Linked DNA regions of Homo sapiens: regions 1 and 3 are each linked to region 2. The links are chromatin contacts, found by Hi-C or POLR2A ChIA-PET in ENCODE. All regions are on one chromosome and are shown on one strand. The core of a region is the stretch at or near the end of the contact, and the rest is flanking DNA. Distances in the headings are between cores, read along the strand shown. Region 1 has its middle 170 kb from the start of PINCR. Region 2 overlaps CASK (calcium/calmodulin dependent serine protein kinase). Region 3 holds the start of MAOA (monoamine oxidase A).

What was found. A loop is a pair of places that touch in the nucleus more often than their neighbours do. ChIA-PET counts read pairs that join two places held with the same protein, here RNA polymerase II (POLR2A). Pooled maps may share reads with other maps.
Region 1: a pooled map shows a loop between it and region 2 (2.9-fold over the local background). The contact joins two enhancer-like sites. A Hi-C loop is called at or near these places in 7 of 37 single-sample maps with no recorded cell type and 5 of 50 pooled maps. POLR2A ChIA-PET finds 5 or more read pairs at or near these places in 1 of 52 experiments (naive thymus-derived CD4-positive, alpha-beta T cell).
Region 3: a pooled map shows a loop between it and region 2 (3-fold over the local background). The contact joins the promoter of MAOA here to the enhancer-like site in region 2. A Hi-C loop is called at or near these places in 7 of 50 pooled maps.

Annotation. Positions count from the first base shown.
Region 1 is chrX:43,001,588-43,004,857 of GRCh38, forward strand. No RefSeq gene overlaps it. Among named protein-coding and RNA genes, the nearest start is that of PINCR, 170 kb to the right of the region's middle. Within about 2 kb of position 1,449, at least 2 of the 41 ENCODE cell types and tissues checked have a DNase peak (open chromatin) inside an H3K27ac peak, as active enhancers do.
Region 2 is chrX:41,778,040-41,781,629 of GRCh38, forward strand. All of the region lies in intron 3 of CASK (calcium/calmodulin dependent serine protein kinase), which reads right to left. Among named protein-coding and RNA genes, the nearest start is that of GPR82, 56 kb to the left of the region's middle. Within about 2 kb of position 1,377, at least 5 of the 41 ENCODE cell types and tissues checked have a DNase peak (open chromatin) inside an H3K27ac peak, as active enhancers do.
Region 3 is chrX:43,655,039-43,658,214 of GRCh38, forward strand. It overlaps MAOA (monoamine oxidase A), which reads left to right and starts at 1,261. Exons shown (of 15, transcript NM_000240.4): 1 at 1,261-1,376. The coding sequence starts at 1,304. RefSeq lists a silencer at 1-163 and an enhancer at 95-154.

The DNA.
Region 1 (3,270 bases), core at 199-2,698, 1.2 Mb after region 2:
CCACTTTCGGTTTTTTATCCCATTCTCTGTTTTAATTTATGTGGTAGTAATGTTCAATATTTTTTGATCGAATAGGTTCAAGGTGAGACTTAAGACTTCAAATGATGTTTCAAGAACTCTCAAAGAACTCTCAAAGAGTTAACAGTTAAGTCATACTTCATAAGTAGTAAAGAACGTCTTAAAATTTGGAAAATTTCATTGGGCATGGTAGTAATTGGGTAAGAATAAATTATTTAAAAATAAAAATGTGCAATTACTAGAAGAGCTAAAGCATGCTTTCTTTTTTTTTTTTTTTTTGAGACAGAATATCGATCTGTCACCAGGCTGGAGTGCAGTGGCACAATCTCAGCTCACTGCAACCTCCGCCTCCCAGGTTCAAGTGATTCCCCTGTCTAAGCCTCCCGAGTAGCTGGGACTACAGGCATGCGCCAACATGCCCAGCTAATTTTTGTATTTTTTGTAGAGGCGGGGTTTCACCATGTTGGCCAGGATGGTCTCGATCTCTTGACCTCGTGATCCACCTGCCTCAGCCTCCCAAAGTGCTGGGATTATAGGTGTGAGCCACCGCGCCTGGCCTAAAGCATGTTTCTTTTAGCTAAGTAGTGTAACTGGAGCTTCTTACTATTAAACCTGGCATTTATAAATACTTGGTCCAGTAATTTTATCCACTGTCAGTATTTAATAACTGGTTAATGTTTTATGCACCTCTGATAATTAATTTTAAGTTACAAACAATTGTCCAACAGCTCTAATTTTAAAATGAAACTACATATTAAAATAAATTTGATACTTTTTTATGAAGAGAAAAAAATTAGAAGAGAAACCTCTTAAAATGCCATAAATGTACATCTAGTAGTGAACAAGAAGTCATATTTAGACTTCAGGAGGATTTTTTATTAGCACACAAATATTATTTTTTAGAAAGACAATGTAACACTCTGAGCATTTTTCTCAGGGAATGCAGAAACAACCCCTGAATCCCAGAACACCCAAAATAAGTTGGCATTTCAGATTCCAGTGGCATGTGATGTTTACTAGTTGTGCCTGCTTCTAAACTTACAGGGGCTCAGAACAAGAAACTTGGACTAGACTCCCAGACACCTGGGTTGGTCATAAGGGTGGAGATTAGAGCCAGGCAATGATGTAGAGACATAGATTACAACCAGATTTTGAGCTAGCAAATACTTAAAGCCAATGTCCTTTAGTTTTTTTTTATTGAAAGTGAGACAGAAGTTGCTTTTCTATTAGTCAACTTTGTATCCCGCTTTATGTTGAAAATAAAGAATTTCATAAAGTTTAGCTTATTTTCAATTGTGTTATTCTACACTGTTCTCACTATAAATAGTTATCAAAAGTTAATCATACTAAGAACGTGACAACTGCATTCCTGAACTGGGGCCTTTGCACGAGCTTCCTATTCCCTCTGCCTGGTCCACTTCTTCCAGATGACTGCACAGCAAACTCCCTCACTGCTTTCAGTTCTATGCTGAAATGTCACTTCCTCAAAGTTTGAACTAAAATGTCTCATTCAATACTTGAATGTTCTATTTTTCTGGTTTCAGGTTGAGAAAATCATTGCATTTTTTAGGTCATGCTTTCCACTAGTTTTCTTTCGTGATTTTTAAAAAAATTTTCAGACAACTTTTGGGAAAGCATATTAAAGGGTTTAAAATTTAGATAATAAAATAGGTAATTTGTCTTCACTGAACAAAAACTATACCACAGTTACTATGTTTGCAGAATTGCAGCTGATTTTGCCTACCAAGCCATGTGACTTAGCTGAACAGGGACAACTTGTACCTGCTTGTCACGAAAATGCTGAAAATAATAATACTCTGACTTGGGCAAATAGTATTTCTTTCTTTCTTTTTTCTTTCTTTTTTTTTTTTTTTTTTTTTAGAGACAAGATCTCTCTCTGTTGCCCCGGCTGGAGTACAGTGGCATGATCATGGCTCACTACAGCCTCCGCCTCCTGGGCTCAAGCAATCTTCCTGCCTCTGCCTCCCAAGTAGCTGGGACCACAGGTGCACACCATCAGTCCCAGCTACTTTTTGTATTATTTGTAGAGACTGCGTCTCACTATGTTGCCCAAGCTGGTCTTGAATTCCTGGGCTCAAGCAATCCTCCTGCCTCAGCCTCCAAAAGTGCTGGGATTACAGGCATAAACCACCATGCTCGGCCTCAAGTAATATTTCTGCTTCTATCACTTATCTATTGCTGCATAATGAGACACCTGAAAAATTATTTAAAATTAGTAATTTTAAATAACAACAAAATATTATGTCTCACCGTTGTGTGTAAGTTTACAGGGAAATCCCTTTGTTAGTTTCACCTGAGCTCACTCATACAACCGTTGTCAGCTGGAGCATCAGTTGGGCTGCAAGGCCCAAGATCCCCACTCACATGTCTGGCAGTTGATTCTAATCATCAGCTGGGGCTCTGTGGTTCTCATCCTTAAATAGGATAGATAAACTTCCTTATGTGACAGTCTCATTGCAGCATTCAGGGAGAGCAATCATAGAAGTTGCAATGTCTCCTAAGGTCTAAGGCCTACAGTTATCACAGTGTCACTTTCATTTTTAGAAGAGAAACCTCTTAAAATGCTCTAAATATATATATCTAGTAGTGAACAGAAAGTCATATTTGGAGTTTTACTGGATTTTTTATTACAGCATATAAATATTATTGCTCAGAAAGACAATATAACACTGAAAATTTTTTCAAGATATGCAGAAACAACACCTGAATCGCAGATATCCCAGAGTAAGTTGGTATTTGAGATTCTAGTTGCACGTGATGCTGACTAGTTGTACCTGCTCCCAAACGTACAGGAGCTCAGAACAAGAGACTTGGAGTATCTGAGGAGTGGTGGGGGCAGATTATGAGAAGGTGAAGGGAGGAAATACATAATGAATAAAAGTTGCCTTGGTATGCAGATATGTCTTCAGGTGATTAAAAAAAGTTCTTTCAGAGTAGTTCTCCTCTTGGTACAGATGCGTTTATTAACGAAAATTTCCTTTACAAACAGGGAGTTTTACAGTTTGCAATTGAGGGGGACGTGGGAAGCTTTTCCCTCTTTGGCCGGTTCTCAACTTCTTTTAGCTCAAAGTAATCAATATGCCAAAGTGGTATAATTCGGAGTAGCATATCCTGATCTTCCTCAGTCATATTTTGGGACGGCATATCCTGAACCCCATCAATACTTTCTCTATAGTCCAGAAATTTTTCTCCAAGATATATATTTTAAATTCTCACTTGGTAGATAAGGGA
Region 2 (3,590 bases), core at 127-2,626:
TATTGTATCCAAAAAATATTTAATGGTATAGCAAAATGCTTCCAATAGAAGGAAATGGTCCAAAATGTTTGTGAATGACATTTATTTCTGTTACAATTTTTATAACAAAATTAAGACATTATTTTTTGTCAAAATTTTCTGTAATTTCTAAATTTTTACAAGTTATGTATATGGCAAAGGTTGTACACTAAGAATTTTTTTTTTTTTCAAGACTGAGTCTCGCTCTTGTTGCCCAGGCTGGAGTGCAGTGGTGTGATCTCGGCTCACTGCAACCTCTGCCTCCCAGGTTCAAGTGATTCTCCTGCCTCAGCCTCCCGAGTAGCTAGGATTACAGGCGCCCGCCACCACGCCTGGCTAATTTTTGTATTTTTAGTAGTGATAGGGTTTCACCATGTTGGCCAGGTTAGTCTCAAACTTCTGACCTCAAGTGATCCGCCCGCCTTGGCCTCCCAAAGTGCTGGGATTACAGGTGTGAGCCACCGTGCCTGGCCAATAACTTTTATTTTTAAATGAACAAACTATACTTCTTTTAAATAACAGAAAATTAACTGAATTTTCTTCAGATTTTATATGTACACAAATTTATTCAAAATTATTTTAGTGGCTTGAAGATTAGTTGTCATAGACGAAAAGTTATCGGAGTGACAATTTCAAATGTATTTCTAAGACAGTAGCATCTGAATAGTTTATTTTCTCATATAGCATTCAAAGTTTAAAATCTGTTCTATACTGTAACATCCCAATCCAGGATTTGTTTTATACAAAAATCTGACCACCTAAATGTTTTTTAACAGATATAAAAATGATACTGTATTTACAGTTAAAAAGAAAAAAAAAAAAACCCCAAACTCCAAACCCTGTCATTATCTTTACAGTCAATTATATTTTGTTTGCAGATCCAGGAGTTTATATCAACTCTTTTAAAACCCTTCTTCTATTTATCTCTATTTTAGTTTGTGCAGAAGAGTTAATATAGCAGGCCTAAACTACTATCTCATAAAAGGCTTGAAAGGCCTACTAAGGTTGGCCCTTGAGAGGTTTATCTGGGAACTTGGATTTCAGGACGGTCCTCTACATTCCTGACTGAAAAGACTGACTCACTGTGTCTAAACTGTTTGTGCTAACAATGTGATTTAGGCTGAACACCTGCTTTCTTTCTGGGAGTCTGGAATTTGGTTAAGTGCCAAGTGGAAGATGCCTATGTGACCAGCCCCCAATAAAAACCCAGGGCAGAGTCTCTAATAAGCTTCCCTGGTTGGCACCATTTCACATGTGTTGTCACAACTCATTGCTGGGGAGACCCTTGAAAGCTTGTGCCTGGTTTCCCCTGGACTTCAGCTAATGTATCTTTTCCTTTTGCTGATTTCTCTTTATATCCTTTAGCTATAATAAATCATAGCTGTGAATATGACTATATGCTGAGTCCTTTGAGTTTTCTTAGTGAATCATCAAGCCTGGGGGTGGTCTTGGGGATCCCTGACACACAGTTTGCAAAACTAAAATCAACTAAACATTTTGATACTGTGAGTCAAAAGAGATGTTTACTTTGCTGAAAGAACAAATAGCAATTTATATCATCACACATAAAAAGAAAAAATCAAAATAGATTATATAAGACTAGCTATGAAAATATGAGCAAATCTTCAAATAGATTAAAATGCTACAGTACAGATATTTATTGCTTGGTATGAGACAAACATATTTTCCCTTAAGCAGCAAGTTTGCTGGTAAGTAGTAATCAGTTCCACTCTATCAGTATAAATAAATTTCACAAACACTCCCTTCCCCAGGCATAAATACTAGACCAAAAAAAAATAATAATAAAAAAAGAGCTTTCAGTTTATCGCCTTTGTGAGCTACAAAAACACAAACTGCTAATATTATTTTAAAATATACAAAAAAATTAAAGATATAAAAGGTAAAAATATTAAAGATAAAAAATTTAAAAGATACAAAAAAATTATTTTAAAAGATACACATCATGTCGGATGTGTTTTAAATCAATATTTAATTATTGTAAAAGTCTCCCCGTGGTATATGTAATCGCTCTGTAATAAGGTAATTAAAATTCCTTGGCCAGCCAATTTAGGATTTACAGCTTAACTCAAGTACCAGATACTACTAAAGACAAGCCCAAATGTGTCACTTAGAAATAAATATTTAACTTGTGGGGATAACCCAACTCAGCCTGTCTTCAAAACTGAACCTGTATTTAAAATATGTTTCAGCAAATTGCTACAGACAGGTTCAAATTTAAGTGTAATCCCAAAGTAATGGATGTGCAAATATATGCAGATGTCTACAAAACTACTGTGTGTGTTGGGACAATGATGATATAGCCTTTATGTTGTATTACCCCCATTTTAAAGGTCAATCATCTCTTGACCTGCCCGGTCAGAACTCACATCTGCAAAAGTGAATGTCTAGAGGTGGGACCTGGGTACCTGCTTGTTTAACAAGTTTTATACCGGATTTTCTAACCTAAAATTTGAAATTTACTAATCTAATCTTTTCCATATCTAAAATTCTGGTTTTGTGAGTCTCTGTTTTTAAGCATGCTTTAAACTTATAAACCATTTGTGATTAAGTAGATATCAACTATTATTATTATTATTATTTTATTTTTAGAGACAGAGTCTTGCTCTGTAACCCAGGCTGGAGTGCAGTGGTGCTATCTTGGCTCACTGCAACCTCTGCTTTCTGGGTTCAAGTGATTCTCCTGCCTCAGCCTCCCGAGTAGCTGGGATTACAGGTGTGTGCCACCACACCCGGCTAATTTTTGTATTTTTAGTAGAGACGGGGTTTTGCCATGTTGGCCAGGCTGGTCTCAAACTCCTGACCTCAAGTGATCCACCTACCTTAGCCTCCCAAACTGCTGGGATTACAGGTGTAAGCCACCAAGTCCGGCTTATTATTTTTGAGACAGGGTCTCACTTTGTTGCCCACACTGGAGTACAGTGGCATGATCTTGGTTCACTGCAATTTCTGCCTCTGTGGCTCAAGTAATTCTCCCACCTCAGCCTCCCAAGTAGCTGGGACTACAGGTGTGTGCCACCATGCTTGGCTAATTTTTAAAATTTTTTCGTAGAGATGAGGTCTCACTCTATTGCCCAGGCTGGTCTCAAACCCCTAGGTGATCCTCCTGCCTTGGCCTCCCAAACTGCTGGGATTATAGGCGTAAGCCACTGAGCCCAGCCATCAACTAGTTCTAAGGATTTTCTAACATGATAAACAACATTCTCGGGCCATATAATTTCATGACTTCAGTTTAGGAAGAAAAAAAGGAGTGTTGGTTATACATAGTCTGTGGCAAAGACAGATATGGACACCATATTAAGAAACTCACTCATGATCCAAATATGCTGTTTTGTCTAGCCTTTTCTCCACCAAAATGATAAATGCTGCTTCTAAGTAGCCAACAAACAACAAAACTAACTGACCTAATTTTATTTTATTTTTTTGCCTTTCATTGTCTACACTGTATGGGTGTCATGTTACAAAAACTGTAAAAAGGATCCAGATAACCCATAACCTGAGCAATGAGCCCCTAAATACCAGGGGTAATTACATCTGTTGCCAGAAACATGAGG
Region 3 (3,176 bases), core at 11-2,510, 1.9 Mb after region 2:
CCCAGCGCCCAGCGTGCTCCAGAAACATGAGCACAAACGCCTCAGCCTCCTTCCCCGGCGGCACCGGCACCGGCACCAGTACCCGCACCAGTACCGGCACCGGCACCAGTACCCGCACCAGTACCGGCACCGGCACCAGTACCCGCACCAGTACCGGCACCGGCACCGAGCGCAAGGCGGAGGGCCCGCCCGAAGCCGGGGGCACAACTGCCCAGGTCCCGAACCCGGACTCCAGCTTGGACGACACCTCCTACAGCCTGTCCGAATGGAGCGTCCGTTCTGAGTGGCGGTCCGTCTCGGATCCGCTAGCCAGTTCCCAGTGGAGCACGTCCTCAACTGCCGAGGCCGCCTCCTGGAGCTCCAGCATACACTCCCCAATCAGCACTACCGGTCTTAGCGAGAGTACTGACTCCGACTCCAAGAGTGGCCTCCGGGGTTTCAGCGCTTACAACCCGAGCAGTCGGATCCCCAAGTCTACCACCAGCTCGAACTCCTCCGATGGGGCCGTCACAGCCTCCAATCAGGACACCGGCATTCCCTGGGTATTAGTAACAGGACCTACCCCGCCCGTAAACTCCCCCGTAGAGTCATTGCAAGGGTCTGCCTTCTCCTCAGGGTTCAGCACCCCACGGGGTTTGGTAAAAGGACCGACCCTGCCCCCGGATTCCAACCTGACCTCAGTGTCCGACTACACTTGGATATTTGTACGGGGACCTCCTATACCCAATGACCTTTCGCAAGTGTCAATACAAGCACCTCCTACACCCAGTAACACCCCCGAGTGTCAGTACAAGGGTCTGCCGCATCCTCAGTGTCCAGCTTCCCCTGGGGTTTGGTACCAGGACCACCTCTACCCAATAACATTTCCCCAGTGTCGCCACAAGCACCTCCTGCACCCCATAACATCCCCCCAGTGTCAAGGCAGGCGTCTACCCCCACCTCAGTGCCTGACACTCCGCGGGGTTCAATACAAGAACCTCCTGCACCCAGTAATCCTTTCCAGCTGCCGACACAAGGACATTCTAAACCTAATAACTCTCGCCGAGTGTCAGTACAAGGGTCCGCCCCGCTCTCAGTGCCCAGCTCCCCCCGGGTATCAGCTGAAACATCAGCTCCGCCCCTGGGCGCTCCCGGAGTATCAGCAAAAGGGTTCGCCCCGCCCACAGTGCCCGGCTCCCCCCGGGTATCAAAAGAAGGATCGGCTCCGCCCCCGGGCTCCCCGGGGGAGTTGATAGAAGGGTCCTTCCCACCCTTTGCCGTCCCCACTCCTGTGCCTACGACCCAGGAGCGTGTCAGCCAAAGCATGGAGAATCAAGAGAAGGCGAGTATCGCGGGCCACATGTTCGACGTAGTCGTGATCGGAGGTGGCATTTCAGGTCAGTGTGGACCGTAGCGGTGGCCTGGGGGACCCTGGCCAGTGAGGGGTAGGGGAACCTACAGTAGCTCTTGTGGTGTTTGGGGGTCTCTCATGCATGCGAGAGTGTAGTGTAGCCATGGCTTGGCCCCATATCCTGCGAGGTAGGAGTGGGGGTTGTGCCAGTTTTGCTGGTGGTGTGACTGGGGGAGGCAGACACAATAATTTTACTACTACTACTATTAAATACTAATATTTAATTAGCTCTTGCTGTGCAGTTGTATTTAGCACTTTACGTGGATTTTCTCAGTCCTCAACAGTCCTGTGAGGTGGGAACTAAATTCATCCCCGTTTTGCAAAACCAAGAAACTGAGGTCTGGGGAGTTTCAATAACTCTCTTGAGGTCGAATCACCTAGCTTGTAAGTGGCTGAACGATTTTCTCCCATTTAAGACCTGCAGTACTAATTCCTGAGGTGGCTGCTTTGCCTCACTGATTTCATATCCTTTGCCCTAAACAGAACATCAGGATACAGATTTCTGTAGTATTGAGGGAGCAGTAGTGTTATTCCAGTCCTGCTCTTCTCTATTTTCCGTAGAAAATTTAGTAGGTGAAGAGGAAGGAGGTAGACTCCTTTAAGAAAAGGTTAAAAAAAAAAAGAGGAGAAGAGGGGGTGAGCTCTTAAACTATTCCTGTGTGTGTGTGTGTGTGTGTGTGTGTGTGTGTGTGTATGAACTGTGTTTATATATATATATGAACTGTGTTTATATATATATATGAACTGTGTTTATATATATATATGAACTGTGTTTATATATATATATGAACTGTGTTTATATATATATATGAACTGTGTTTATATATATATATATGAACTGTGTTTATATATATATATATATGAACTGTGTGTGTGTATATATATATATGAACTTGCAGGAAGGTGTAGGACATTTATTGTCCAAAGAGAATCCCTTTATGAAGCAGGGGCTGAGTGCCCTGTTGTATCCTCCTTCCTCCTTTCACTAAGAGCTCCCACCACCTGAATCTTGTCTTCTGATGAGCCAGTTGGTGGGCCAGGGTGCCCCTGGTCCTGGCTTGGATTTGTGGCTAACCAAGTGAGTGGTGCATGAGGCTTTCCAATATCTTCCTGGAAGCCTCATCATGATTGATATATTGTCGCCTATGTTGCCATCATTGGTAAAATGTTTGAAAATTAGGAATTTTGTTGCCTTTCATCCCTGGCTAGAATACCACACTGACCTATCCTCCCCCTACTAGGTGTTAATAATTTCTGAGTTATCCCTGCAGGATCTGATTCAGAAAGAGAAAGCTGATGGGAGGGAGTAAGTAGAGTGGCCCCACAGTAGCCATTTTTATATATAAATCTTTCGAGGAGACTCTGAACATGCTACAAATTAATGTTGGGTAGAGATAGCTTTATCTGAACCCAACATTGTTTATCCTGAACAGGCCAAGAGAAGAGATTGGCATGAACTGTTGCTTTGCCAGTTCCAGCCAGTACCAGCAAAAACATACATGTATGTTGGAGCATCAGAGGAAAGCAGCTCCTGGTGGAGAGTAAGAAAAAGGAGTATTTCAGCTTGTTTCTCTTTATTTATTTATGTATTTATTTATTCATTCAAAAAACACTTGTTGAGTACCTGCAATGAAGTGGACTGCTGTTTCCCAAAATCTGGTCCCACTAGGCAAGCCTCCTAAAAGCAATATGGTTGTAGATCACTGGAAAATAAATATGATGACAATGTGTTATATACATTGACTAGGGGTTCTGGGTCCTCTCCCATCTCCATACCATCTGTATT